Linked DNA regions of Mus musculus: region 1 is linked to region 2. Evidence: chromatin loops called from intact Hi-C (ENCODE). Cell type or tissue: left cerebral cortex. All regions are shown on one strand. Links, peaks and the distances in the headings refer to the core of each region. The heading gives the core; the rest is flanking DNA.

Region 1 (15,479 bases), core at 6,289-8,788, 51 kb after region 2:
GGTGTCCTGGTGAAAGCCACAGAACTCTGTAGCCTTGAGCAAGTCATCACGGATGACTTAGCCTTAGTGCGGGCCTACTCTGCAGAAACTGAAGGTCTGTAGACACAGCCCCTCCCCCTGCTCCATCCCCGATGGCAGAGTGGACCCATGTCTTTCTGCCACCATCAGTTTCATTCTAGAACTCATGTGCTCTCCCAGTTCCTCCCCAGCACCACTGGGACCTTCTGTGACAACCAACAGCAAGACCTCTTAAGGACTGTGCACAGGAGGGACGTGGTACCCTGGCAGAGAAGCCCTTTCAGCTAGTGTTTCCTTAGAGTCTCAGGCAACCAATGCAGCTGCCTGAGCCCCAATCTGGGTGGGCTCTATTTGCCACTGACAACCTCCTGCTTGGGCAAAGCCATCCAAAGCCCACAGGAGATCAAGGCTCTTACAAGCCCTTTCTGTCACAAAGCCAGTGGCTTCCCAGCCTGCCTGAGCACTGCAGCAGACTCACAGAGCCGACCCTGCAGCCCCACAAGACAGGTGCCTTTGGGATCTAGAACAGCACCCTGGGGTCTACTTCCAGGTCTCATCGCCAGGCACTGAACAGTGTGCTCTTGTCTGACCACGTGGCCAGCCCGGCCACTCCCCTTCTTCCCTGGCAAGGCCATGTGACCTCAGAGGCCAAGGCTGTGTACCCTCAGAGGCCTGGAACCCGTCCACCGGCTCAGGGTTGGGAAGCCACTAACAGCTGTCTCACGGGATTTTGTTGTTTGTTTGCTTTATATTATGTGGTATAGAGATGAGACCCAGGGCTCTTGCGTCTCCGTGAGCTCCGTCCCCCAAGCTGTCCTCATTCATCAGGTTTCTGGTACTGGTGGCTTTGTTAGGGATGTCAGGAAACTGAGTCAGCAGAGTGACAGTCTGGGGACATACATCTCAGCTCGTCAGTGACTTTTATGATCCTCTCTAGGTATCCATGGTGATTGGGCCCAGAACCCCTATGAATCTCAAATTCCAGGAAGGCTCAAGCCCTTACCTGAAATAGCATGCTATTTGCAGAGAGCCTACCTCCATCCTCTCAAAGTCCTTAGGACCCAACAGCCGGGGCTTTGCTCTGTTCCATTCTTTAGGAAGAAGAATCCCCGTGCATGGTCAATACAGATGTGGTTTACAGATGTGATTTTTAATCCCTCCTCCAGGGTGTGGCCCACACTGGCTTCTAACGTTTGTCTTCCTCAGTGTCAGGATTGCAGGTGGACCCCATCATGGCCAGCTTCTTTTTAAAGTGTGTTTTCGGTCTAGGATTTGTTGAAAATGGAGTCCATATAACTGTGTTATAGGCCTGGTGTGTGTGTGTGTGTGTGTGTGTGTGTGTGTGTGTGTGTGTGTGTGTGAGAGAGAGAGAGAGAGAGAGAGAGAGAGAGAGAGAAAGAGAGAGAAAGAGAGAGAGAGAGAGAGAGAGAGAGAGAGAGAGAGAGAGAGAGAGGTTTGTCATGCATGCATGTGGGTAGATGCCTGTACAAATGAATTAGGAGGTGAGAGCAGAATATCTCTTACTGCACTGGAGGCTTGCAGCTTGCTGTTTAGGCTAGGCTGCCCTGTCAGGGAGCTCCGCCTATTTCTGCCCTGCCCAGTCCTGGGGTTCTAGGAACCACAACCACACCTAACTTCTTATGTGGCAATCTGAGGTCAGGCCCTCAGACTTGCAGAGGGGGTGCCCTGACCACTGAGCCATCTCTCCCATCCTCTTGTAAAATTCCCCAGGCTGAACACAGTCATATATACCTGTAGTCCCAACTGCTCAGAAAGCTGAGGCAGAAGGATTACATGAGTGTAGGTGTTCAAAAGCAGCCTGGGCAGCACAACAAGACCTTCCCTTCAGGAAAATAAAAATAATCTCGTAAAAGGCACAGACCGACCAGAAGGAGGAAACAAATCCCATCCCCGGGCTAACCCCTCTGAGGGGACATTATTAATGTTTTCATGTGTTCCCTTTATTCAATGCACCCATATGTAAACAAATTTTAAATTGAGTTACAGTATTTTGAAGTACTTTTCTAGGTTCAAAGATGTATATACTCTCCTGCTCCTGTGCCATTTTGGTGGCTGCGTGACATTACATCACGTGGAGGCCAGAACTGAGCCACTTCCGAGTTGCCTGATTCACCACGGTCTATTTTAGGCAATGCCGGAACAAACAGCCATGATAGAAACTCTTTTGCAACTCAATTATTTATGTCCTAAAAGAAATTGGGTTGGTTCATTTGACTTTTTTAAAAATCACATCTGTCCATTTGTTTTGTGAGGTTGTGTGCACACTTGTGTGTGTCACAGTGCACGTGTGGTTGTCAGAGCACAACTTCTGAAGAGTGGGCTCTCTCCTTCCATCATGAGGGTCTTGGGGATCGAACTTGGGCCATTCAGCTTGGCAGCAAGCACCTTTATGAACTGAGCCCTCTTGCTGGCTGCTTTAGAGAAATTGGTTATGAGAGACACTGATGAGTCTGAAGGTCACGTGTCCTGAGTTAATCTGGCATTTCAGAGGGATGGTTTAAAAGGCTCGGAGCCTCACTTGGGGGCCCTGATCTGTGACCTTGTGATGCCTCTTTAGCTATCGTGTAGAGGGTTTAAAACAACCCGTTCACCCTGTCTCCCCTGTGCATAACACTGAAAACAATTGAGTGGCCTCGACTATCAAAGAAAGACATGTCTCCCGTGACCTCACTGAGAAGCTGCCGCCCAGGAGGTAGAAGTTTCTAGAACCTGGATGGTCTGGACTTCAAGTCCAATGCTATATATTCTCCATACAGATACACAGCTCATTTTCCCTTACTCTCGATGCTTTAATTAGCTCCCCCTCACAGAACAAAATGCCTGAGACAACTTGAAAAAAAATGTCCAGCTGGGCTCACTGGTTCAATGGTCCCTGCTTACTTAGCCACTGCCTCAGGTCCAGAGTGGTCCAGGACATCATGGCTGGAACACATGATGGTAGAGATGCCAGGAAGCAGAGACCAAGAGAGGGGTGGGGGCCCCTGCTATCCCCATCAAGCCCCCCTCCCAACCTAACTTTTCCCTTAGGTTCCAGCTTTTAAAGGTTCCTCCATCTCCCGGTAGTAACAAGACTGGGGACCAAGCCTTCAACACATAGACCTTTGGAGTTGCTCCAGGTGCATGCCGCACCATTCAGCTTGTAGCACCCCACAGCCTGTAGCATCCCATAGCCTGTAGCATCCCATAGCCTGTAGCATCCCATAGCCTGTAGCATCCCACAGCCTGTAGCACCCACAGTCTGTAGCATCCCACAGCCTGTAGCATCCCACAGCCTGTAGCATCCCACAGCCTGTAGCATCCCACAGCCTGTAGCACCCACAGCCTGTAGCATCCCATAGCCTGTAGCATCCCATAGCCTGTAGCATCCCACAGCCTGTAGCACCCCACAGCCTGTAGCATCCCACAGCCTGTAGCATTCCACAGCCTGTAGCACCCACAGCCTGTAGCACCCCACAGCCTGTAGCACCCACAGCCTGTAGCACCCACAGCCTGTAGCATCCCATAGCCTGTAGCATCCCATAGCCTGTAGCATCCCACAGCCTGTAGCACCCCACAGCCTGTAGCACCCACAGCCTGTAGCATCCACAGTCTGTAGCACCCACAGCCTGTAGCATCCCACAGCCTGTAGCATCCCATAGCCTGTAGCACCCACAGCCTGTAGCATCCCACAGCCTGTAGCATTCCACAGCCTGTAGTGTCCCATAGCTTGGTAAAGGCAGTGCTGATGCCAGCAGCACCCCCTTCTCAGTGGGGTCTGTCCCTGGACTTGGAGGTGACACTGACTTCTTTCCCCTCCCCTTCCCAAGGTCACCTGATCACAATGACAGTCCTTCGTCCCCCCTACCATCTGAGGAACAACCCAGGCATTTCATGAACACAGAAATGGACACTCAGAAATGCCTGGTGTAAGGACCCCAAAACCCAGCTGTCTGGGGGCCAGGTCCTGTCTCTCAGCCTTGACTGGGTTAGAGTGACCACTCCACCCTATTCAGACTCAGTGCCCTTTGACTCTTCCCCCTCAGGTGTTCCGAGTGAAGGCCATCAAGCTGGGTGAGAAACTGCTGCCTGCCTTCAACACACCCACGGGCATCCCCAAGGGCGTGGTCAACTTCAAAAGGTGAGATGCCCACTTTGAACTGGTGACCGTGATCCACCCCCATTTATGGGTCTTGAGTTGGGGCCCTGATGAGAAGGCCCAGGGACAGTTGGCAGACAGAACGGAGTCCTAGGGAGTCAGTTTCTCTGGCTTAAATGTTTGCAGATTCGGGAGCTGAGGGCACTCGGATGGATAGTTTCCTTTCTGTGCACACTGCGAACTGACCTTTGCTAAGCACTGCCCTGGACAGGCACTGGCTACCAAGTGTAGGTCTCAGGGTTTGAACCACAAAGGCTTGACCTTCTCAGGGTGGGAGGGACATTTGTTCCTCTGCAAACAGCCGCCAGTGTCCTGTTGCCCTAGAACCTGTTGGCCCTGGCTTCCCAGGCGGATCCCGCAGCTCTGGGCCATGCATGACATCCTTGAGCTGAGAGAGGAAGGCTGGGTAGCCCATACTCCCTGTCCTGCCGGAGCAATCATCTGGGGTACCTCACAAGAGTGCTGGCCAGGTGCCTGGGAGAAGAGTCCACTCAGCTCTTCCTGGGCCTCACCCTCCCTCGGTGCCCTGTGGCCTGGGTAGCATTGCCCTCTGTGCCCCCCACAAACCAGCTCCCCCTGGTGGCAAGACTTCCCAGTGTCCTCAGTTAAACTTCACAGAGGCCAGGGTGGCCATGAGGCTGGCTGAGGTAACACGCAGATACCTCAGAAACATACACCAGGCCTGGATGCTGAGTGCTTCTCCACAGACACTAATCCTGAGAATGGAGGCAGAAGAGACCCTGGGTCTGGGCACAGCCCCCAGTGCCCCTCCCTCAGCCCTAGCCTCCTGTCTCACCTGTGGCCCCAGCGGAGCCTGGTCCTACCCAGACCCCAAGATTCCTGGCCCAGTCGTGGCTATTTTTAGGTTCCGTGATGGGCCACGGAGCGATGCTGTGTGTGTGGCGGACTTCCTGGGCTTCCATTGTCACGCCCTTCTCAAATCCATACACGGCCTCCCGCAGTTATCCAATGTACTTTTACTGGGGTGTTCTCCCTCTAAACCTGTGTAAACACAGCTACATAACTGCTAGCAGCTTTTGAGCACACAGGCACCCTGTGAGCCCACAACAGAGAACTTTCCTTTCTAACCACCGGGAAGGACCTCTTTTTTGCCAGGAAAGAAAACGAGGCTCAGAGAAGTGCAGTAATGCCCCCAAAGTCACGCAGCAACTGAGTAAAGTTAGTATTTGAACTCAGCTCTGGCTGTCATGATTACACCATACACAAGAGGTTAACCAAGCAGCGAGGGTACTGTAGAGCAACCTTGCCAGGGGAAAGGAGAGAAGTGAAAATCTTACTGTTGGTCCACTGGGTCACAGAGCTGGTAGGATGACCCCTCTCCCCTCCAGAATGCTGTGGTTGTGTTTAGTACCTAGTATTTAGATTCAGCTCTACAGCTTTCTGTGTGACATTGAAAAAGTGCCTCCCCCTCTCTGAGCCTAAATATTCCTACCTATGACAGGAAGATCACAGTATCTGCTAATAGAGTTGGGTGAAGGTAAAATAAGATACCAAAGTCACCTGGCTCCCGTTAGAAGTGTATTGTCACTTACATATGCATAATTACATACTGATAAAGATGAAGGTCACGTGCATAATTGATGCCTCACAATAGCTCCGTGAGGCTGAGCACCTTGGTTTAAGGGAGGAGGAAGCTGAGGTCTAGTTAAGTGGAGGGGCACTCCTGAGGACCCCTGGTCTGGGACATAGAGAAAGCCAGTGACTAGGCAGAGTGACAAAGCTCCCCCCACCATTCACTCCCACCCCTACGCACATTCGCATGCTCTCCCTACTACCTGAAGTCTCTGGGGCAGGTGACTGAGGGAAGCCAGGAGAGAGAACAGAGAGGCCTGTGTGGTGGACAGTGAGTCCAGAACTCACTGGAGGCTGGAAGGGAATGAGGGTGCACACGCCTTTGATCCCAGCACTCACTCTGGAGGCAGAGGTAGTCAGATCTCTGAGTTCAAGGCCAGCTTGATCTACAGAGTGAGTTTCAGCATAGCCTGGTCTACCTAGTGAAATAATGTCTAAAAAGCAAGCAAGCAGGCAGGCTACCTGGGAGGCTGAGCTACCTGAAAGAATCGTCTCTTCTTCTCTGCCAGAGCACCAGAGACCGATACAGGGCACGGGCAGAGCTTAGAGTGGCCTGTGAGGCCTTGGGCCTTCAGAAGTATGGCCCCCAGGCACCTCCCCACCCCACACTGCCTTCCCAAGTCATCTCCATCTGTGGAGGTGGATGGACAGCAGCGGGTTCCGAGGCAGCAGGAGAGCAGAGAAACCCCCCAAAGGCGACACAGCCACCCAGGGCCTGCAGAGGGGAGGTGCCTGCTGTGTCTTGCTCTCTCCCTGAGTCTTCACTAACTCTCTGTAGAATGCCTGTCCCCTTGGAAACCTAAATAATCCTGTGAGAAAGTAGTGAAGATATGCATGTGGAATCTGAGACATGGTCCTCTGAAGCCTTGGTCTTGCCCACAGCAGTCCTTAACAACCCCCGCCCTTACTTTCTTGGCCCCCACAGAAGCCTGAGCCTGGGGAGGCAATGGCAAGAAGCGGTTGGCCTCATTCTGCCATATAGAGACAGAAACTGAGGCACACAGGATTCAAGGGCTTGTCTGAGCTCGCCAGCTGAGCAGCACCGTGCCCCCACCTTCTGGTTCCAGGGTGCAGCAGGCAGAGAGGTCTGGGAAGCTCCCCCTCAAAGGGTGGGGCAATGCAGGCAGAGGCCTCGGCTGGCTCGGTGCTGCTTTCTGTAGGGCCCAGCTGCCGCACAGACTGGTGACTGGCGGAAAGTGTCTGACTCTGGCCTGATCCTTTGTCTCTAGAAGGGAAGATGGGAAGATAACTCACATGCTGAGAATTTTCTTCCCATAGCCCTAGACGCTGAAGTGGACATCAGAGCCTCCTGCAAGCACAGGGCTAGAACATGACTGACATGTTCATGAGAGGCTAGCCTTGGCTATGAGGGCCCTACTTCTTTCACTCCTCACTCCCAGCTTCCTTGGGTCCAGCAGTCCAGTCTGGGGCTTATAGGACCCTAGATTAAAGGGCAGGCAAAAGTCTGTGTGTGTTTCGGGGTGTCTCTAAAAATGATCATTGAGTGTCCTGTGGGGCTTTGGGGCTTCTCAACGACACCATCAATGTCACCTGCAAATTTCACCACAGACACAACACCCCAAACACTATAGAGACTGCTTGGGAGGAACAAAGACTGTGGCATGGGCTCAGACCACCTTCACCAGGTCCCACCCCTCACCAGCTTCGGTGCCATCCATATGGTGGGGCCCAGGAGGATTAGCCGAGGTGCCTGGCACACAGCAGGCACCACCCTGTACCACAGCTGCTGCCGCTCTCAGCCAAGGAGCCAGCAGGGTGACAGAGCTGATGTCTTTTCAGCGGTAGCTGGGGCTGGGCCACGGCAGGCAGCAGCAGCATCCTGGCCGAGTTTGGGTCCCTGCACTTGGAATTCCTGCATCTCACTGAACTCTCTGGCAATCCAGTCTTTGCAGAAAAGGTGAGTTCTCCCCCCCACACACACACTCCAAGGGATAGAGGGCAAGTGTCTGCAGTTGAGGTTTGCAGACCCCAGCCACCACTCTTGAAGCAGTAACTAGTGGGAGAACCAACTGTGCCCAACACCAGGTGGCAGGGAGGGAAACAGAAGCCACCAGAACTCTGCCAGCGAGGCTTGTGCTGGTGCACGGGCTGGTGGCAGATCTGTGAGCCTGTGAAATCTGGAGACTGTGACTGAGAGCCAGGCTCCGCATCCTGGCAGGAACAGGCGGTGGTGTGCGAGTCCCTTTCCAGGGACATTTAGCTTTTCTCAATGTGAGATCTCCCCGCCTTTTCCTCCCAGGTGCTGTCTGGCTCGAGCTGGCAGCAGGCTGGCAGAGCGGCTTCCTCGACACTGTTCTTGGCTGCCCAAGGCTACATGGGTGCTGGGAAGTGCGTCCTGATGATTGCCCGTACCTGTCCCTGGGATGCTCTCCAGAAGGGGCTACAGTCCTGGGCAATCCACAAGCGAACATCTGGATTCAGATTTAATCCTGAATCCAAAAGAAGTCAGTGTACACATAAGCCCCTTCCAGACCCCTCTAAGAACAACCTTTGGGGTCCCACTGTCCCTCTGAAATGGCCACACACTGTCTTGGGCCACCAGCTGTTCTCCGAGCATATCCACCACCACGCCAAGCAGCTGGAAGGAAGCCTTTGCTTGCCCCAGGCCCTGGAGTCTGCACATTCATATGATGCCCAGTGTTCCTTAATACTAGATTTGGGGCCACTGTGTCCTCTGTGTGGGAATCCATCAGGACAGAGACATCAGGACAAGCTTCCTGCCCCCTTGATTGGTGCCTCTGACCTGCCTCTTGCCCCTACCCTTACCTATCCAGGGTATGGCCACTCAGATGAGTCTAACCACACTGCCCAATGCCATGCTCTCTGACCCTAAGCCAGCTCTGGCTTTCTGTTCACACTACCCGCCAGATGGACTTCCCTGGGACGCCCTGGCCAGCTCAGGAAAAGGTTCCCCAAGAGTGCACACTGGCCCGTACCATGTGCTGGGCAGGTTTTATCTTAAGCCCCAGCGAGGGAAGGGGGGTGGCAGCGGTGGGGGAGGGGGATGGCAGTGGTGGGGGGAGGGGTGTTTTCTGCCAACCCAATCTAACTGAGGGTGGAATGAGATCCAGAGAGGCTGAATCACCTGCCCCGGGGCAGCCAGCTTGTGAGTGATAAAACTGAGAACCGGGCCGGGAACTCTTCAGCCTCTCTCTTCCCTGGCCCACAGCTGGCTACAGGCTGCAGCTCCAGACTCCCAGTCCCTCCATCGCTCTCCATTTGCATACTTCAGCTATTTTCGTCCCCCCCTAGTCACGCCTCCCGCAGAGGCGATTATTAGCAGTCAAAGTTTTACAGCACCCTGCCCCCTCCTGGAGAGCTAATATAGCCTGCTTCCCTGGGTCCCACCAGGACAGGGGAGCATAAGACGATTGGCACAGAGAATCTTCCTGTCCCTCTCCTGGTCTATGCTGCCTTAAAGGGACCCGAGGTCCAATGAGGCAAAGCCAAGCGCCTCTGAGGTAAAGGAAGACTGACGATGACGCTGAGGGCTCAACCTCTCAGCTGCCCCTTTGTGCCAGTTTATCTGTGGGGTGGGCGGGGGGCAGTGTGGCTCTCCCAGAGAGTCCAGTTCTAGTGGACATCAGGGAAAAGTTCTCCATTGCACCTCCGGCCACGTGCAATCCTGGAGGCTGCAAGCCCAGCCTCTGCCGTGTGCTTGCCTAGCTCTCTGCGTCTGTATTGGACTCAAGGGCTGTTCCATGCAGGACAAGGAATACAGAGAGTCCAAGGACTCGGAACGACCTGGTTCGTGCCCCAGCTCTCTGCTAACTTACATGGGCTGGGCTGGGGCTCCATCAGTGGTGTTTGCCTAGCATACGCGAAGCCCTGGGTTTGATCCAGAGCAGTCATAAGTAGGACGTGGTCATACACGTCTATGACCCCAACACTCAGGGTGGAGGCGGAAGATTAAGAGGTCAAGGTCAACTTGAGCTACATGAGACCCTGTCTTTAAAAGAAGGAAATGTAGCTAACAAGATAGCTACCGCCACTCATCTGAAACTCCTCCCCCAGAGTGGTCTGCAGGGGAGGTACTGGCAGGTAGCCAGCCCAGGATAGGGCTGTTGCAGGCAGAGCAGTCAGCAAAGGGATGGTGAGTCAGGCTGCACTTGGCTCCATCCCACCATGCTCTGTGTGCAGGCACAGAACCTGGGGCTCTTTTCACTGTCTCCCCCACAACCAGAAAGCTTTAACCCCCATATGCATCTGAAAACTATGTGTGTTATCCTCGTGGGTGGAGAATCGATGACTTCTTCAGGAAAGTGACTGCGCCTGGTGTCTCTCACAGGTCAAACATATCCGCAAGGTCCTCAGGGAGATTGACAAACCCTTCGGTCTCTACCCCAACTTCCTCAGCCCCACGAGTGGAAACTGGGTGCAGCGTAAGTACTGGCCCTGTGGCTTCTCCTCCCGTGGGTTCCCATTCGGGCTTCCTGAATCCTAGCAGGCTCCGGCTGAGAGCCGGGGTCGGGCACCAGCTCTGGATTCACCAGCCTGGACATGCCAGCACCTACCTACCTACATGTGTGCCCAACTCTTCCCAGCCGCCTTAGCATCCATCTCTCTCAGCAGCCCTGCACCCTCCTCCATTATCCAGACTTGCAGGAATGTCCCACTTAAGGCCATCATTCAGAAGTGACTGCAGGAAAGGGCCCGGGGAGCTCCCCCCACCCCTTTGATCTGGTTCCCACCTCCAGCTTTGATTGAGATAAAATTTTAGGTGGGGACAAACTAGGCAGTGATCTAAAAATCACTTACCACTATATTTTAACTTCCTTGAATCAGTCCTGGGCGTTTTCAATTTAAAGAATTAGCCCAGGCTATTCTGGAACTCCATCTTTAGATTAGGCTGGCCTTGAACTCAAAGATCTGCCTTCCTGCCTCTGCCTCTGCCTCTTGAATGCTGGGATCAAAGGCATGCACCACCACAGCCCTACTGTTTAAAGACTTTTTGAGATAAGGTCTTCAGGTAGCCCAGGCTGGCTTTGAGTCCTCCTGCCTCCACACCCCAAGTGCTGAGATGATGGGTGTGTGGCTTCACACCTTGCAACTTTGTCAAACACCTGTGGGGCTTCCCCCAAGTCCTAGCCACAGATAGAGTGGGACTGGACGGAGAGTTGACCAGGCCCGCAGAGCCTGCTGAGCTTACTGTGGAAGAGCCAGGCTCTGGGAGAGTGTCAAAGGCTCAGCCATGTGGTCAGTCAGCAGGAACTGCACTTTCAGGCTCTGTGTGTGTGTGTGTGTGTGTGTGTGTGTGTGTGTGTGTGTGTGTGTGTGTGTGTGTTATATCATTTGCAACCTCAGAAATGACAGATGAAGGGGAAAGAGTTAGGGCCACAGCTCAGGCCACCCAGCCTCTGCTCCTGCCTGCTTCCCAGACTCTCCACACCTGGCTTCAGCCTCTCAGGAGACCCAACTCCTCCTACAGCTTAGATCTACCCAGGGTAATCCACTGGGCTCCAAACACACACACAGATATACACAACAAAGATCCATACATATACACAACACACAGCACACTTATATACATACACACAGCCATATGCCATATAGACCCACACATATGCACAAACACACCACACATATACACACACACCAGACACAAAGATATAAACCACACAGTCCTACACAAACACATGCCACAGCATACACATGGACATACATCACACAGACCCATGCATGCACACATGCACAAGTACACAGACATAAGCCACACAGACCCACACACATATATACAGACATACTGCACCTACGCACCACATACAAACGCACACCACACAGACACATGCATACACAAAAACACAGGCGCAAAACAACACATACACTGTATAAAAGCACACACAAAAATACACATACATGCCAACAATATACATGTCACACAAACACCACATAGCTGCAGCAGGGGCCCACCATCCCCAGACAGAGAGGACCTCAACCCTCCCTTTCAGCTCCCACTGCCTTGACCCACACAAACCAACTTGGTTTCCTGAGGAGCTCTGTGACTCGGTCTGAACTCGGGTCTGAACTCTTGCTCCCTTTCCCCAGCCTCTTATGAAGGCCCAGCAGTCACTGCTAGGTATGGCAGAAACCAGTCATACCTGTGAACTGTCTGCCACCAGATGAAGACACACCCACAAACACACAAATGCATATGGAATATATACATTTATATGTATTTCCTAGTATTCAATTATAAATGTTTAATAAAAAATGAAAAACACATGTCCTTAATCCCAGCACTGGGGAGGCAGAGGCAGGTAGATTTCTGGGAGTTCAAGGCCAGCCTGGTCTTCCAGGACAAAAAGAGAGAGGGAGGTGGGGGAGACGAGAGGAATAAATCGGCCCTTTATAGTTAATAACCAGGGCCCTGTGTCATCATCCTGCTAAGGTCAGATGAACTATGGCCCCGAGGACCCCAGGTGTGGATACAGGACACCTGTCTCAAGATGTCCTGGTTCCCAGCCGGGTCCCTTCACCCTACCCTAGTGGGACTGGATGACATCTGAACGGATGCTGGCTCCACCCCAAGCCTAGCTCAGGCCACGGAGGTCACCGTTTGAACCGAGCCAGTGGCAGATATGCTAACCCCCCCTTGTCATCCTTTCCTTGCAGATCATGTCTCGGTAGGAGGACTTGGGGACAGTTTTTATGAATATTTGATCAAGTCCTGGTTGATGTCAGCCAAAACAGATATGGAGGCTAAAAATATGTACTACGAAGCCTTGGAGGTAAGCAAAGCTTCCCACTACCCACCGAGTGGGCAGCCGTCACCCCTGGGGACCCTGGGCGAGGTCGCAGAGTGGGCAGGGAGAGACCGACCGGGAAGGCCTCACCAGCAACACTGATAGCTCCCCAGGCTCCACAGACATCTGCGCATCCCTCCCCCATGCTCAGAAGCCCGGGCTCCGGCAGGTCAGGCCATTTGTCCAAGATCTCATAGGAAGTGACAGTCTGCTCTAGAAAGCTCGGCTTAAGCCCTCCCCCAGGGGTCTCTGGGCTTCTGCTAATGTGCCAAAGCCCAGATGGCAGCCAGGAGCCCCCGGGGGGCTTCCAAGCGTGATCTTCAGCTGTCGTTCTGTAAAGCAGAGGTGACACTTCAGGAGAGAGAGTGACATCCTGGATGTGTGGAGCATGCCCTTGTGTCCCTTCTCAGCATGTGGGTGCAAGGTGAGGTTCAGAGAGCAAGGACACTTGCCCACGGCCACAGGGCACTGAACTGTCAGAGTTAATGTCACTGCTGGTCTACTCAGGGGGTGTGGAGTGAAGAGGAGTGGGAGCCTGGGGTGAGGTTCCCCCACCCCCCGCCCTGCTCAGAGAGAGGAAAACTTAGAAAAGGGAGTTGGGGAGCTGGAGCTATGGATGCCGGTGAGCCCTGCTGGTAAAGAAGCACATTCAGGGGCTGGAGAGATGGCTCGGTGGTTAGGAGCCCCGGCTGCTCGTCCAGAGGATCTGGGTTCACTTCCCAGTACCCATACGGTGGCTCACAACTGTCTGTATCTCCGGTTCCGGGATCCAGTGCCATCCTCTGACCTCCCTGGGCACCAGGCATGCACATGGTACACAGACATACATGCAGGTAAAACACTCAAGCACATAAAGTAAAAATCATAAATCAGAAATACATTTTTTTTTGAGTCAGAGCTTTTCTGTGTAGCCCTGGCTCTCTTAGCATTCCCTCTGTAGACCAGGCTGGCCTTGAACTCACAGAGATCTGTCTACCATGAGTGCTGGGATTGTAAGGGATGCACCATCCCAGCCTCGCTAGGAAAGAGGAAGCAGGAGACAGGCGTTGGGTTGGATTCGTTGTCTGATCACCTCGCTCAGAAACACCGCCTCATGTCCTTTAAAGTGAGCTCCTTCCTCCCCTCTGCCCCGTGTCTGAAGCGGTTCTCCACACAGCAACCATGGATGAGTTGTTCCTGTCCTGGCCAGCTCTTCTTACTCCTAGAGTTAACCAGGACCCTCTCCTTCATCCGTGAGGCCCCACCTGGTTGGGACCCTGCCAGTCCCAGGACTGTATCACTCACTCTGTGTCTGTCCCCTCCACCCAGAATGCCATTCGGATAGCCAGGTCCTTCAGACTGGCCAACTCTTCACTCATATGCTACTGAGATGACCTTTCAGCCTCTCCAGCACACACCCAGGCTTGTTCTCTTCTTCACTCGTAACAGACTCTGAAATGATTGTTTGCACACATTTGATCTTCCCCCCAATACAGCGTGAGTTCTCTAGAACCAATAATCCGGTCTCCGTGTTTACCCCATATGCCTCACTCCTGAAACAGACTGGCACATGGTGGGCACACAGTAATTGTTACAGGAATGAGCAGATGCAGAGTGATGGACAAGACTGAGTGGGTGGGTGGGTGGATGGGTGGGTGGATGGGTGGGTGGATGGGTGGGTGGGGGGATGGATGGATGGATGGATGGATGGATGGGTGGATGGATGGATGGATGGGTGGGTGGATGGATGGATGGATGGGGGGATGGGGGGATGGATGGATGGATGGATGGGTGGGTGGGTGGATGGATGGATGGATGGATGGATGGATGGATGGATGGATGAGTGGGTGGATGGGTGGATTGGTGGATGGGTGGGGGGATGGATGATGGATGATTGGGTGGATGGATGGATAGATGTAAATAGTTGCATTGAGGGATGGATGGGTGGATGAGTTGACAGATTGGTATAAACAGATGGGTAGATGGATGGACGATGGATGGATATATAAATGGGTATATAGATTGTAGATAGATGTGAATAGTTGGATGAGTAGATGGGTGGTATCTTAGTTAAGGTTTTACTGCTGTGAACAGATACCATGACCAAGGCAACTCTTTTTTTTTTTTTTTTTTTTTTTTTTTTTTTTTTGGTTTTTTCGAGACAGGGTTTCTCTGGATAGCCCTGGCTATCCTGGAACTCACTTTGTAGACCAGGCTGGCCTCGAACTCAGAAATCCGCCTGCCTCTGCCTCCCGAGTGCTGGGATTAAAGGCATGCGCCACCACGCCCGGCTCCCAAGGCAACTCTTATAAGAACAACATTTAATTGGGGCTGGTTTACAGGGTCAGAGGTTCAGTCCATTATCATCGAGGCAGGAACATGGCAGCATCCAGGCAGGCATGGTGCAGGAAGGGCTGAGAGGTTACATCTTGTTCCAAAGGCAAACAGAAGACTGACTTCCAGGAAGCTAGGATGGGGGGCTTAAAGCCCAAACCCACAGTGACACACCTACTCCAAACAAGGCCACAACTTCTAATAGTGCCACTCCCTGGGCCACACATATACACACATCTGGACTGGTATGGGCATCCTGACCGACAGATAAAAGGATGGACAAATGGACACCTGGACTGGTAGATGTAGGAGTGGGTGGATGCATGTGAACAGTTCAAATGGTCGAGCAGATGTGTGTGTGAGTCGGTGTGTGTTTGGGGGGTAGAGAGCTGGGCCAATGGATGGACGAGTAAATACGTGGATGATAGATTGATAGGAACAGTTGAATGAGTGGATCCATGCATGGATGAGCTGATGGGTAGACGGCACATTAGCTACGCATGGGTGGATGCGTTGGTGAATAGATGAGTGGATGTTGGTGAATTGATGTGAGCAGATAGGATGGATACAGTGGGGGAGGGGTAGATCGATGTGAATACGTGGATGGACGACGCATGGACTAGGGGATGGATGCT
Region 2 (15,479 bases), core at 6,483-8,982:
GGAAATATGATCCAGACCCACATTCTCCTCCAGTAGTCAGCGCTGGAGGATCTCTGCCTGCCCAGATGAGTCACCCCTGTGGCAGTGGCAATGGCAAGGGATGTGGATTTGAGCAGCTTCATGCATTTATGAATGCAGGAGGAAAGGGGGATCCAAAAAGTACAAAATGGGCAAAATAAATAAACAGAATGCAGTTGCTGTCTCATAAATGTAGCCACTGCTGACGTCTGTGTTCATGGCCTTTCAGTTTTTCCTCTGTGTATACAGTTTGGATTTTGTGAGAGGGACATTTGTGATGGCAGTGGTGGCTCAGGCCTTTAATCCCAGCACTTGGGAGGCAAAGGTAGGGTCATCTCTGAGTTCGAGGCCAGCCTGGTCTACAGAGTGAGTTCCAGGACAGCCAGGGCTACACAGAGAAACCCGGTCTTGAAAAAACAAAGACAAAGCAAACAAAGCAAACCAAAAGAATGTGCGCCGGTTGGTTTTCTCATTTCGATGGCCGAATGTTTGACAAAAGTCAACTTAAGGAAGGGAGAGTTTCTTTTGGCTCACAGTTTAAGGGCACACAGTCTATCTTTTTGGGTGCAGGAATGTGAGGGGGGTGTGGTTATTGTTTCCATAGTAAGGAAGCAGAGAGAGGGGCTCTCTGCTTTTTTATACAGTGTGTTTCCTGAGCAACACGCAGAGAGAGTTGTGTCTCTTTGTGATTTTTAAATCCAATCAAGTTGACAGTTGAAGATTACCTGTCACAGGGTATTTATATTAAGTTTTTAAAAATCTTTGAGCCAGGTGTGGTGGCATATGCTTTCAACCCTGCACTTGAGAGGCAGAGGCAGGCAGATCTCTGTGTTTGCGGCCAGCCTTACCTACATGGTGATATCTAGGACAGCCAGGGCTACATAAACTCTTTCTAAACAGACAAAGCAGTAATAATGATAATAATAAATGCTGGAGCTGCTTCTCCCTGTGTTGCGCAGGCTGATGAACTCCTGGGCTCAGACAGCCATCCTGCCTCTGCTTCCTGAGTGGCTGGGAGTATAGTCTGCTCAGCTCACATGAGATGACTTTAGTGGTTTGGCTGACTGTATGGATGTGTCACCATAATTCATGGCACTGCCTCACTAAGGGACAAAGGTGGTTTCTGTTTTTTTCCCATTAAGAATAGTGTAAGAGTTTTACTCCAGGCATAACCACTGGCCTGGGCATGACCTAAGGATAACTCCTGCGTTGGCTGGGGGGAGAGATGGACTTGGGCGTTAGCATGAAGTATGAGGATCTCTGTCAGGAAGCCAGCTGCCTCCTCTCACCGGCATAGACCTACCACCCGGTGTCCCGCTCAGCTGCATGGATAGAAAGCTGGTGGGGCTCTTCTCAAAGCTGTTGAAATGTGGGCTGGCAGGCTAAGTGGGAATGCAATAAGAAAACAACCCCCTTTCTTCCCTGTAAAGGGGAACTGGTGTTGTCGGTTGGGTGTCTGTGTTTGAAACTGCTCAGCAGAGAGCCAGCTATTGTCTAGTTTTATAGGAAGCACTTCTAGGAGGGACTGGGCTCAGTCGGGCTCCATTTGGTACCATCCTAAGGATGTAGGATTGAAGGCACAGCTCTTCAAGACTCCTCTGCAAGGGAGAAGATCACTAGACATCTGGGACAATGGAAAGAACAAATCCCTTGAGTTTGAAGACCCGAGCGCAGATCCTCCCTCTGGCCTTAGCTGTGTGGCTGTGCCCGAGGCACTTAACCTCTCTGGGCTCCAGACGCTGCCTTTGTTCTGGAGCTTCTGTGAGGACAGCCATGGGAGCATGTCGACCACGAATTAGGAGCAAGCAGTGATTTGCACTGAAGTCACTGGGAGCAGCCTGGTCCCAGGAAACCTGCAGAGGTCCTGAGTCCCTCGGGTGTTCTGACTGCTAGGAGGTGCTAGGAACCCATCTGGTCCCACAGCACTCCAGGCAGTAAGCAGGCTCTACCCGCCATGGTGTGATCTGGGGAAGGGAGGGGTGCCCCCCCCCCCCACTGTCATGTGTGCCCTTTATTCTCCACAGTGTTGGGTGCTGGGCTTGGGGTCAGCTGCCTGGAACTCAAGGATGAGTGACAAAGTGGGGTCTCTACCAATCCCCCCCCAAGACTACCTTAACCCCTCTCTCCTGGCAGCCTCTGGGGCCTGTCCAGGGTCTTCAGAAAGGGACAGGTAGAGGTGGCCATAGACCATGCCGTACCTAGTCCTTATTGGCATAACATTCTACAGTCAGACAGACCTGGGTTCAAACCGAGGCTCACGGCTTCCTTGCTGAGTTACCTTGGGCTGGTCATTTCTCCCTGTTAGCTGTTTCCGGGAGCTGGAGCCACTGGTGACGCTGAGCACAACCTGGGCCTGCCTGTGTTAGAGCCTCTGTCAGTGGTGACAATTGTCAGAGTCCATGAGAGCACACGGAAAAGACAAGGCTCCCACCCCAGAGCGAGGGAGAGCGGGTGCACTGCCTGAACCCAGACCGGTGCCACGCACCCGCTTCCTCCCCAGACTCGGTGGGACTGTTGGGTGGCCTCTAATGCCTCAGTGACCTCAAGCCCCTTGAGCCCTGTAGACACAGGATGCTCCAGATCCATCCTGCCCAGCCCCCGCTGTGTGCAGTGCTCAGATGGGACAGGCTCCCACAGTCTGGTCCTGGGGACTCCTCTGGGAGCCTGCATGTGAGGGAAGTCCTGAGCTCACACTGGTGTCTCCCCTTGCCAAGATCTACAGGAGCTCTGGTGAGAATGGTCACTGCCTGAGTGTGGTCTCCCTGTGTGGCCCTTCCCCATGCCAGGCACCCTGTGCTGCCCCATCCTTCCTCAGATCAAAGCTGTTCTTTCTCTGAGGGCGGGTCGTCTTGCTGAGGAGTCTCTCTAGCCCGTTTTTGTGAGGCACTTCACTGTCCTCAGTAGCTTGTTCTCGGCCACATCCGGCTCAGCAGGCCCCATGGAAGACACTCCCAAGGCCCCGCTGGCCACCAGAGAAGACACTCTTGGTCTGTCACTCAGGCCAGGGGACATGGCTTTCCCTTCCTCTGTTAGTTTGCCAGATGGGACACTTCTTGCCCAGCTGGATGTCGGAGAGGCATGGACTTCCAGTCCAGATAAGGTTGCATGGTTCTCTGCAGAGTGAACGGGGCCTCAGTTCGCAGGGCCTGTGATGATCATAGTTATTGTATATATTTTATACATTCTATTTGCTTATTTTGTGTGCGGGCACAGATGCACAACGTTGCACAGGTGGAGATCAGCAGAGTTAGTTGTCTTCTATGACACAGGTCCTGGGGATTGGACACTGGTGGTCAGGCTTCTTGATGGGCGCCTTTATCTGACGAGCCATCTTGCTCATCTTTCCCGTGATGATTAACAGGGAGATGAGCACAGGACCCAGTCCCAGGCACCAAGGAGACGCAAGTCAGCTGCTCTTACTGTCCTGTCACCGGGACTAGTCTTCAGCCTGGGACAGTGTGTGTGTGTGTGTGTGTGTGTGTGTGTGTGTTTGCGGGGTGGGGGGGGGGGGCGACACAATGGTAGAAGAGCCAGCCACAGGTTGGCAGCCACCATGTTATAAAGCAAGTGGCTTGGTGTACAGAGGCCCGGACTCTGCCTATAGAAAAGGCCAGTCATGAATACCTACAGCGAGAACGCAGGAGGCAGAGAAGTATAAGCTCACTGTGAGAAGCCCTGTCTCCACAGCCAGAGGGCAGGGGGTTGATAACACTTTGCTGTTCCTTGCTGTGTGATCTTGGGCTAGTTTCCTAACTTCTCTGGGCCTGTCTGCCCAGCTGCACAGCGAGGCACTAACAGTGTTTCCACCCCAGGATTGTTTTCAAAGGAAGCGGCTAGCTCACACAAGCTGATGCGCATGCCCAGAGCATAGGCTGCACTCTGCAGATAGGCAGCATCGTAGCCTTCGTGCAGGAGAGCCCTGAGATCAAACTGTGCTGCTCCTGTGTGGTGGAGGCATGCCCAGCTTCCCTGAACCCAGAAACCCACGTAAGGAGCACAGGGCTGTCCCCATCTCGTCCCTGTTGCCTTGGTAGGAGTGCAGTGGGCACTTCTTGGCCCTCATCTGAGCAGCGTCTTAGAATCTTGTAACAGGAAAGCCACACGGAGTAAACTAGCCTGTTGCCAACAGAAGGTTCGGGGTGTCCAGGGCAAGTGATCGGCAGCACCCCGTCTTTGCATTCCGCATCAGCCAGTCGTGAGTGTGGTCATCTTTCTGTCTGTGCATTGAGAACTCAGCCCCTTCCTGACAGGAGCACCACAGGACAGAGCCTTGGTACCACTGCAGGGGCCCTTTGGTGGTGTGGCTGTTCCTTTGTTTGTAGGGTTGGGAAGCCGAGGTCCAGCTTGGGGAAAAGGGACTTGCTGGAAGTGACAGCTCCGGTTAACCCCGGCCCACTGTGCTTTGCAACACCTATCCAGAGATTAGCCAGATTGTCACACGAAGCTTGCCGCTGTGGCCAGGTCACAACTAGATGTGGATAAGCTTAGAACTTCAGCACAAAACTGTCTTTCAGGAGGTGTGGGAATTGGGGGCCAAGGGTCCTACACACCCTAAATACACATCCCTCCAGACACCAGAGCTGCACTCCAGTGCACTCCTTGTAAGGTGTCATTTACCCCCATTTACCCAGTGTCCCTCATTTCACAGGCAAGAGGACAGAGCTACCAATCTCCAGGCCTTGCAGTGTAGGCCCTGAAGCCCAAACAGTAAGGTAGCATGCGGCCCACTGCCCCCGAGCACAGTGTAGGGGGACAGAAAGCTGCCCCAGGGCTGGAGGGATGTGCCCCCTCACCCACCACAGCTAGGGTCTGCATCACCTGTCTCTCGGCGTCATTACTGTATATGAGCGGAGTTTTTAGAGCACAAAAGACTTGTCTCCCACCTAGAAAATCTGCCCAGCAACCTCAGGAATATCTGCTTGCGGCCATGCCATTGGCTGTCTAGGCTGAGCAGCAAGGAGCAGGGATTTGAGCATCAGGCTAGGGTTTGAATCCCAGGTCTGCCGCTTACCCATCTTCTGAACCTAGGGTTAGTTTCTTGATCTTCTACACCAGTTTCTCCATCCGCACAATGGGTACAGCAACAGCTTCATCCGGTACAAGGATCGAATGCAGCCGACGCGTGTTAAGCACCTGGCGCAACACCTGCCCGCCTGCACTCATTAAGCGGAAGCCGCAGTCAGCATTCTGCTCGCTAATTAATAATAACGACTCAGATTCTAATCCAGGAAAGAGCAGTGTCTGGCACACAGCGGGCTCTTGATGGATTGTACAAAGAATGAACAGCCTGCCACCGTCTTCTGCCTGGGCCATTTCCTCTTTGTTTCCAGTCTGGCTCCACTCTCTCATCCCCTTCAGTGGCCTTGACCTCCTGCCATGGAGTGCACTCGCTCGGAATCAGCAAAGAGACCTGGGAAAGTGGCTGTCCTGCTTAGTCAGCAAATCTGGTTCCCTGCGTCTTCGCCCTGAGAGGATGGAGGTGTCCCTAAAAGTGATATTCCCCAGCTCCGAGCCTCAGGGTGATTGTGAAAGCCCCAAATTGGATTCTGTCTCTGCCCATGGATTGCCCTATAGAAATGCCAGCCCAGTCCTCATCGTGAGGATGATTTATAGCCCCGAGTGAGTTAAGAGGCAAAGGGAGCACGGTGTGATTTTCGGATCACGGGCTGGCAGTGTTCGGCCTTGGCAGAGAGAAAAATCATCTTCGCCTTGTAAACGAGCAAATAGGATGTTGAGGAGCGAATAAATCCAGACCCCCGAGGTGTCGTTTTTTTACAATTGCTGTAGGGTGTGTGGCTTAGTAGTTCTCACCCCATGCTGCTCACAGTCTCCTGCGTGCATGCGCACACCGGCACACAGGCCTTTCTTCCTGGTCTGTTTCAGACGTGAGCGCTCCTCCCCAGCCCATGGAGCTCCCCTTTGAGAAACCAGCTTTGCCAGCTGAGGAGTTCGTAAAGCATGCCGGCCTGCCCACATCTCCCCGGATCTCTAGCGTGCCTCTCAGAGTTTGGTTCTGGGAAAGTCTATCTCCGGCACTCCCCAGGAAGTCCCCCCTCCTCCGACCCTCCCTTTGCTCCTGGGTGAGGCTGGACGGTCAGCACTCGGAATGGCACCGAGCATTAAGAGGTCTCCAGCCTGGTCTGGGGAGGTGCTCAGTCAATACAATGCTTGCTGTGGTGAGCGTAATGGCCTGAGTTCGATTCCCAGATCCGATGTTAAAATCCTGGCCATGGTGATGCATGCTTGTAACCCCAGCACTGGGGATACAGAGACAGGCGGGTCCAGGGAAGAGATGTCACTGGCCAGCTAGCCTAGTCTACTTATCCATGCTGGACAGTGCCTAAAGACACCTGAGGGTGCCCTCTGCTTTCTAACACATGCCCACAGACGCCTGCATACTGATACATACAAGAGCTTTTTTCTCTATTGCACATGTGTCCCCTTACTGATGTCTTTTTAAAAGAAAGGATTACATTTGTTTATCCATGCGTGTGGTTGTATGTGGGTGCACACATGCCTTGGCACATATGTGGAGGTCAGAAAATACATTTCAGGGGTCTGTTCTCTCCTTCTGTCATGGGGGTTTCAGGGATCAAGTTCAGATCATTAAGCCTGGAAGCATCTTTGCCTGCTGACCCATCTTGCCAGCCCCCCTCTCTCCCTAGTACCTAATTCTTCCCATTGGTTAAGTAATAGCGTTTCAAGTTGTCTGGTGAAAATAATGTTTCTGTTTTATAATCTGTTTTTTGGTTTTTTTTTTTTTTCTGGAGTTTTTCTTCTGAGGGAAGAAAAACATCTCTAGTTCTTGGAACATCAGCGTTCAGCTGGGCCGCTGGCTGTTCTGGCAAGCTGTGCACACACACACATTCCTGACTTGGGCTGGGATTTGCTTTGAGAAAGGACTGTCATCAACTTTGTGAGCGAGCAGCCACACTGTCGTTCCTTGGACAGAGTAGGTCAGGCGTTGGGGCAGCCAGCACCCTTCCAGGAAGTCACATGCTTTGGATGCCCTGCAAGCTCAATCCGGAGGCCAGAGGGTGGAAAGGCACAGAGGAAATGAACTAGAAACTTCAGGCCCACTGGCAGATGTGCCTTTGCCACGAGGAGGGTAATTGGGTGAAAAGTCAGCCACTTCCCCCTAGCCCCCGAGTTGAAGGACAGGCTGGACCCACAGTCACTCGACAAATGCTATAGCCCCATGGGGTCTCCGTGGGACCTTGAATGACAATCTCCTAGCCACCTTCTGATGGTTAGAACGCCCCTTGGGTCACCCTGGGTGATTTCAGCATAAACACTTGTCTACAGAGTGACTCACTGGGTTTTCAGGCTTAGGGGCAGCTGGCTGGCCACTGGCAGGGCCCTGTTCACTCCCTCTGAGACCGCTTTCTCCTCCGAGCGGTTTCTAATTAAGATGCATCGGGGGCCCTTTTCTTTTCCTTTAAAAGCCCTAGCACAGAGCAGAATTTATTTCTTTAGAAAATATAGTAGCAGGTTGTTGTAAAAAGAATTCTCAGGCGAGAGGCCTGGGTTGGTGTCCCAGTACTGGCGCCGGCTGTCACCAGAGCCCACAATATCCTCTGAGCCTTGTCAGCATCCACACAAAGGGCCTGAGCGCAGAGCCTCTGCCTCTGGACCCCTGGCTGTTTATTAGGTGCGCTTTCTGTCTCTGTGTCTGTCTCTCTGTCTGTCTCTCTGTCTCTCTGCTATTGCTGATTCTCTTGGCATCTGAAATGTTAGCAACAAGTCCTGCTCCCGTGGGAGCCTAGTGAGTCAGGGTATCTATTCCCAGAGTGAGTTACTGCCATGCGTGAAATGATTCATATTGAAATTGACATTCCCTCCCTGTGGCAGTGTGTTCCACCCACTCTCCAAAGACCTTTCTTTCCTTGGAAACAAGACTGAGCTGACAGCAACCAGCCCCCTTTCTTCTCACCACGCTGATGGCGCGCACTCGCCAAATTCTCCCGCAAATTCTGTGACTCATTGGAATGTGGATTCACACCATGGCGATGCCAATAAGATTCTCTGCAGCTGTCTGGTCTGGTGTCTGAGGATGGGGAGAATGGTATCCAGGGAAGACACTTTCACTTGAGGCTTAACAACCTGGATCCAACCCTGATTTTGGAACATGGAATTATTTGGAAAATAATTTTTTATAAATTTCTTATATGTAATTGCCGCACATTTCTTTCCTGAGATTGAAGCATTTCCTGTTGGAGTGAGTCGTGGTTAAGACCCAGGATGTAAAGGAAACTCACAAACCATAGGAAACTCCTGAAACTTAAAAGATTTACAGAGCCCCACCTCTACTGTTGTATCAACAGTAACAGTTGCTAGGGAGGGGAGACTGTCCAGCTGTGCCACTTGCAAGTCTGGGAGGGAGCACCAGGGATAACACTTCCATGAATTGTCACTTTGCTGGGATGAGGCAGCTGCCTTTAAGTCACTGGTGCCCATTTAACTAACCCCAATAAACTCATTGGTTCACTCAGCTAGACTTGAGGGACCCTTTTCTTTGCTCTGTTATTATGTGTCTTGAAGAAAAGCCACAAAATACATGCTAGGAGGGAAAACAAAAAACAAAAACTTGAAACTCTTAGGTGTTACTTGAACATCTGCCCAGTAAAATCATAAGCACACACCACAGCGACATCTGCACATATACAGCTGTGGACCGGCCATGCAGACCAAGATGGAGAGAAGTCCCTGGCTCTTTAGGATGCCCTTCCTGGTCAGTGGGTACCCAGTGGTAGCTGCTGTCTTGACTCCTGACACCAGGAACCCCTTTTGTCTGCTCTGAGCTTTTATGCCCTGCACCTTCCAGACATGGGTCTTAGGCTCGTCATTCTGTTATGAACAGCAGTTGACCAGAAGACGGCATTGGATTCCATTACAGATGGTTGTGAGCCACCATGTGGTTGCTGGGATTTGAACTCAGGACCTCTGGAAGAATAGTCAGTGCTCTTAACTGCTGAGCCATCTCTCCAGTCCAGTAGTTGGTTCTTTATCAGGTCCTTCTGCCAATTGTACTGTTGCTGGCCGTTTTTGTTTCTAGTATTTGGTTACTATGTAAAACCTACTGTAAAAGACTTCTTGTTTACCATGAAATGATACATGGTGTACTTATAGAGGTTGTAGCCATCACTTCAATTAGTTTTAGATCATTTGCATCATCTCCCTTAGAAACCCCATACTCACAGCACATGATTCTACTTATCCAGTTTCCCTCCCCACCCCCACCCCTGGGTGGACTGGCTAATTCTAAGCACTTTATCTAAGTGTTAGGATATGGTCTGACTCTAAACGGACCCTGGCAGGCTTGCGTTTCCATCACTTGCTTCCTAGCTTGTGTTACTATCTGGAAAGCTGTGGCGCCTCAGGGAGGTGGGTCCCAAATGGTAGGAGTACCGCTAGGGGCAGAGCTTTGCAGAGTACACCTGCCCTGTGTTTGGGGATGGCACTACAAGCGCCTGCAGTATGGCCTGAATCACCCCCTCCATGCCTTCTCTGCCAAGATGTCCTGAGACCCTCTGAAACCAAAGGAAAGCTTCCCTCTGTTAAGATGTTGCTCAAGCATTTTGTCATAGCACTGCAGAAGTAACTAGTGCATGGTTTGCATCACAGCTGGTCTTTGTAACTGGCTTCTTTTCTCTGAGTATGTTTTGTGTTTCATCCACATAGTAGCACGTATTGGCACTTCACTTTTCTTTATTGATGAATACTATTCCATGGTATGGATATGCCACATGCTAAGAGCTCCGTAGTTGACATTTTAAGTTTCCTTTTCTGTGGTTGTTGCTGTAATAAATAATGCTTCCATGATATGTGAGGGGGGTGCACGGCACAGAAATACCCACAGGGGTGTAAATGAATTATCTTTATTATAAATATTACAGTGAATTAAACTAGCAGCTATATTTCTTCAGCTTATATTATTCCCCAATAACCATACAGAAAAAAACAATATTTAAAACCGTACTTCAATAGCTGAGCAGTTAAATGATCTATCTTTACTTTCTGTGCTAATCTGATCACCCTTCAGCCCCATCCCATGATACTTGCATATTATTATTGATCTGGGCTTTGGCTTCAGGTGTGTTTCTATGGTCTCTCTTCGGCCTTCCTCAATGGCTCCAAATCTTCCATCCTCCTAACTGATTGAATCTCCTTCTCTCCCTCTTTCTTTTCTCTGGTTGGTGGACATCTTGCCCACCATTGTCCTGCCATTGGATGATCAGTGTTTATTGACAAGGCAGAGAATAAATGGTAAGAACTGTTTACACAAACTTGAGACAGGAGATTCTTGACATAAGCATTACAAAGCCATGTCTGGATTGAAACAAGATGTGAGGGCAGAGAAATCAGCATTTGAATAACACAAGGGTAACCTTTACAGGATGCACAAAAACCTTATGCCTTCAGAGGAGAGAGTGAGCAAGAGTGTGGTCCCTTTGAGTCTAAAGGATGTTCCTTGTGGCTCAGGTGAGGCACGTCTGTTGGAAGAGACCTTCTTTGGGCGTAGACACCATGTTCACAGATGTAGCTTAAAATACCTGCTCTGCTCCTGCCCCTGCTCAGGAACCAAGGACACCCAGCTTCTCTGTTCTCAGCTGCTCAGAACTTCAGGTTCCACCCATACCATAAAGGTGCCGCGCACGCAGTCGGTCTGGTGTGCTTCTGCCTGGCTGCTGAGAGCCCTGCAGCTGGGTGAGCCGCAGTGGGTTCACGCATGCGTGGGGATTGCAGGGATGGCTCACTGACCACAGGAAACAGCACTCAGCTGCATCTCCTAACCTCCAGCCAGGGGCCTCTGGAGCAGGAAGATCACTTTCCACACTCCACAGAAGGCAGCCCTCACTAGCATTATCAGAATCAATAGGGACGATGACATTTTCTGAAAGAGCCCCAAGGAGACAAAGCCCTGGAAGTAAGCTGTCAGCACAGTTTGGTGCTAATATTCAAGTTTGTTTTTTCTTCTCATCAAGTCTGAAAGACAACTTGCAATTCTCTGCCTGTGGTTTTGTTTTGTGTTTTAATGACTGGATAACATATAATTGCATTTTCTCCCCTGATAACGGTGAATTCTGGGAATAGTCCATTGGAGATCTTTGCCATTGTCCTACTTGCACCCGCTGTCCCTGAAGAGGGAAGGGCAGAAGAAGGGAGCCATGTGACTCAGGCCTTCTGTCCAGGTCACTTCCTGGGTATGGCTCTGCCTAGGGCCCTGCTCCTGAAATAGCCATCGCCCAGAACTGTGTCTGGACATTGTCTTGTAACAACTAGCAGCCAGGGGTGAAGACGTGGAGAGCATGGGTTACTGCGCAAGTTGGAGTTTAGTTTGGCATCTGTGTGCACTGAGTCCTCACTGTGCACCCAGCTGGGAGCCAGGCTCGGGATGGGAAGGAAGGCTGAAAATCAGCCAGGTCCGGCAGGCTCACAGGAAGGTAGATCAGCGATGCCCACATCTGCCACCAGTCAGAATGTATGCAAAGGGATCATATCTGCCAGAGACCCTTGGGGTGTCCGAGGAGGGGCACGCACCCCATTCCTGAAGCCCTAAAGCTGTCATCCCTTTCCCACCCATCTCTGCATCTTGCACTGTGGGGGACCGTGGAGATGGTGGCATTTGGAAGGGGTTATGTGAGCGCAGCTGCTCATTCTCGGGAGCCAGGTTGCTGGGAAGGTACACGCTGACAGATGACAGTGAAATCCATTCCAGGTGAGGGACAGCACAGGCCACACCCAGGAGGCCACTGTCTGACAGGGGTTGGGAAGTGTGGGAGTGGGGTCTGGGCGTCAGAGATCTCTGTGCACTCAGCCGTAGATCACTCCTCATGGCTCTGTGCAGGCTGACTACTTCATTAAGTATAACACATGGGGCCCATGGGCCCACAGAATGTTTTAATTTCAATTTCTTTTCGAATCAGAAGAAAAAAAAAAGCACATGTAATAATGTACCCAGATGAGATCAGACACATCTTTATAGTGATACAGCTGTAAATGGCCCTTTTCTCTCTTTGTAACAGAGGAAGTGGAGTTGGGTATGATAGTGTAGGCTTACAGTCCCCACATTGAAGGTTGGAGGCAGGAGGATCAGGAGGTCAAAGTCTAGCCTGGACTAAGAGTGAGAACTTGTCTCAACCAAACAAGAAAAGAAAAGCGCGAGAAAGGGGTCCCAAAGACCACCTGCGAGGCCCCAGGAAGTCATATGGACCCCGGTGCGTAGAGCTGCCTTTCCCTGCCTAGTGGATCTGAATCCTGGGCCTGTCTCACTGTTGCCCCCAATGTTGACCTTAGCAACCCAGCAACAGCCTGTTTCCTCCTCTCTTCAAATCAGGATGCTTCCTCTTGAGCGCCAGCCATTACATCTTAAAGGGTGAACAGACTCCAGGGGGTGACCTGCCCCTGCTGCACAGGTGGTCAGATCTGGGCTGCCTCCAAAGCTGAGACCTCTTTCTTTTCTGGGCCAGTAGGGGTAGGTGAGGTGGGGGGTGTAGGACCATGCATGTATGAGGGCCTCAGGCAGCTTCAACATCAGGCTCAGAGGCACCTAGAGGAGGCAGGACTGTGTTCTGATGACTTAGAAGGGGGCTGCTCTATCAACGCTGCTTGCCTTGGTAGCTGGTGTCCCTCTTCCCTGCCTTAGGATCTAAAAATAAGAAGCCAGACTAACCTTCCTCACGCGGAGGATGAGAAAGAATCTCGAACACTCCAGACAAAGCTGTCGCTTGACATTCCCTGCCACCCTAAGAGGCTGCAGCTCCTGGCTAATGAAGAAGACTTCTGTGGGGGGAAAAAAAAAAAAACTGAAGCCTGCTTTCTTGCCTGAAGCAAACCCTGAAGTGGCTTCATTTGAAGGGCTTGAATTCCCGAACATCAAACTCCCTCAGACCAAGAAGCAAGTGCAAAAAAGTTCCTGCAGTCTTTGAAAAATGTATTCTCTGGGCTCTGCCAGGTTCTGGGGGCTGGCTGTACATGTCTCTCCTTCAGGGAACAGGGAGTGGGAGCAAGTCTGGGCATCTCTCCAGGGTCCAGCCTCCCCTCCCAGAACATGTTGGAGTGGATAGCTCAACCCACGGACTGGGGAAGGTGAACCCTCTACGGCTGGGTGGTTAGCTAGAAAGTTGTACAGGCTTCAGTATCAGGAAACCTTGTGTACCATGTGCTTGCTGCCTGTGTGAACCTCGGGGATATGAGTCAACATTCCTGTGCCTCAGTTTCCTTTCCTGGAAACATGGGAATTGCGATGGTTGAGGGTGAGCTTAGTTAATGCATCATAAGGACATTTTCTGACTTTGATGCCTTTATTATTAATCTTGGGGTTTGGGTTTTTTTGAGAGAGTCTTCCGTAGCTCAAGCTGGCCTTGAACTCCTCGTTGTAGCTCTGGGTAGCCTTGAGCTCCTGTTCCTCCTTTCCCCGTTCCCTCAGTGCTGAAATTGCATGCAAGAGACACTGTGCTCAGCTCCCGTCACCATTATCGACATCATCTTTCTCGTGAATATTTCCTGATCTGTCTATTAAGGAGCCCCTTCCCTGCTGTACCATCTGTGGCCCCTTTAACCCACCTTCCCTTGAACATGGGCTCGCCAGCTCTGAAATGAACTCGATAGTAAAGCTATTCATCTTTTAAAAACACTTTTATTATTATTTTTTTTAAAGTACATATCACTGTGTGTTATGCACATGAGTGCAGTTCCTGCAGAGACCAGAAGGGGACGTCATAGCCTCTTGACGTTCCAGGCAGCTGTGAGCTGCCTGGTGTGGATGTCAGGAATTGAACCCCTGTCCTCTAGAAGTTCAGGGCACGATCTTAACCGCTGAGCTATCTCTCCAGCCCAGATTTGGTACCCACACGTCCCATTGGAGTTTGGTTCCATCTACAGCAGACTCAGTTTGGGGTGGGGGTGGGGTGGGGTCTGGAGCTGGCCTGGGAATCTGGGTTGAGCACAATATCTCTGTGTCTCTATGATGGTTCTGATATCTTAGACCAGGTAAGCGAGCACTGCTACAGAGCCAGGTCAGGGCCCTGAAGTGACTAGCCCCTGCTAGTTGACCCAGATAGGATTTTGGCACCTCAAGCCCCCTACTCTCATCCCATAGGTGCCAAGTCTGCCTTGTAGCTGGGCTCCTGCTATACTGGGGACAGTAGGGGTGGCCTGGAAAACAGCCATATGTGCAGTGGCTCAGCTGATGTTAGCTGACAGACTACAGAATCTGCACACGGCAGGTAGACCAGTTGTAAGAACCCGTCTTCCAGCTGGCCACATGCTAAGTACTTGAGACTACTACCCACCCCAGTGGAGAACATCTCCCATCAACCTCATACTGTTTCTAAGGCGTTGCCAAGGAGGGGCTGAGCTATGGGTGGATATCAGCCTCCAATGGGACTTCGGTACTTCTAATAAGAAAAACCTTGAAGGCCAGCAAGATGGCTCAGAGGGTAAAGGTGTTAGTGGCCAAGCCGGATAGCCTGTGTTGGATACATCCTGGGGCACACCTAAAGATGGAAGGAGAGGCCCGATTCCACAGAGAAGGAAGCTAAGAATCTGTCCTTCATGTGTGCTGTGTATTGGTAGTTCCAGCTTCTCAAGAAGCTGAGGCAGGAGGATGACTGAGGACTGACCCAGGTTATATGGTAAGATCTTCTATGAAGAGGGGAGAGTGAAGGAGGTTAAAGAAGCCTTATTGCAACAAACAGCTCTTCCCCATGACAGGTCTGGGCCCTGCCTCCCTAGCCCAGGCTGGCTATACCCACAGACACCACCACTGTGCAGGCCTGGCACATCCTGCTCACCTCTCCTCTGATCAATGGCCAGAAAAGCAGGTCTGTGGCCTTGGGGTTCCCAGCAAGTACTTTATCTCTTCCAAGGCTGAGTGGCTCTCATCCATCCCTTATCTCCCTTCCGGCCTCCAACCACCATTGCCTGCATGAGGTTCACTGGATTAATGCCTCTCTCTAAAGATCGGCACTGCGGCAGGCAGACACTATTTTCTGAAGGCAGGTGCAGCCTCCCACTGGCCCCCAATCCCCTCCCCGTCCCCATCAGATGCCTGAACAAATGAGTGTGCTTCAGAGCTGCACAGCCCCCAGCGTGAGGAGAGGAGGGAAGCAGGCCCCCCAGAGATGCCAGGCAGGCTGGAGGAGCAGGGCCTCAGCCTGCTCACAGGCTTCCGACAGAGCCCCGAAGGGCGGTTGTTACACGGCTTACACATCTAACCGCTTCAGTTTGGCACGGGTCTGAGGTTGCTGGCTAAGCATCTTGTCAGCGTCAACACAGCTGACAGAGTTACGACACCAGGAATACTTAGAGTTTGCAGTTTTCCCGGCCTCCAGCTGATCCTGTGAAAATGTCACTTCTGTTTCCAGAGAGCTGATTTGTGTCCCAAATTTTCTCTTCTCTGTGGGAAGGGCCTCTTTGCCAGGTGGAGCAGAATCCTCTTGTCACCTGAGGCTCCGGTG

What was found. Hi-C counts contacts between places; a loop is a spot of excess contacts. Peaks named below come from ENCODE experiments on the same cell type or tissue, not always from the same donor. Only the 100,000 strongest peaks of a DNase experiment are listed, where the experiment ranks them.
Region 1: it touches region 2 in a loop (3.0-fold over the local background); 8 of 42 quality-filtered maps call a loop at or near these places.

Annotation. Positions count from the first base shown.
Region 1 is chr4:134,572,977-134,588,455 of GRCm38, reverse strand. Man1c1 (mannosidase, alpha, class 1C, member 1) reads left to right here. Exons shown (of 12, transcript NM_207237.3): 5 at 4,062-4,156; 6 at 7,568-7,685; 7 at 10,077-10,170; 8 at 12,401-12,516. Among named protein-coding and RNA genes, the nearest start is that of Gm42326, 11 kb to the left of the region's middle. In left cerebral cortex, for the core only: a CTCF peak has its summit at 7,817 (motif pointing right); DNase peaks (open chromatin) are centred at 6,873, 7,573 and 7,929; H3K27ac peaks cover 2,274 bases.
Region 2 is chr4:134,624,076-134,639,554 of GRCm38, reverse strand. All of the region lies in intron 2 of Man1c1 (mannosidase, alpha, class 1C, member 1), which reads left to right. Among named protein-coding and RNA genes, the nearest start is that of Gm42326, 40 kb to the right of the region's middle. In left cerebral cortex, for the core only: no CTCF peak of the experiment used is centred there; DNase peaks (open chromatin) are centred at 7,033 and 7,888; H3K27ac peaks cover 2,157 bases.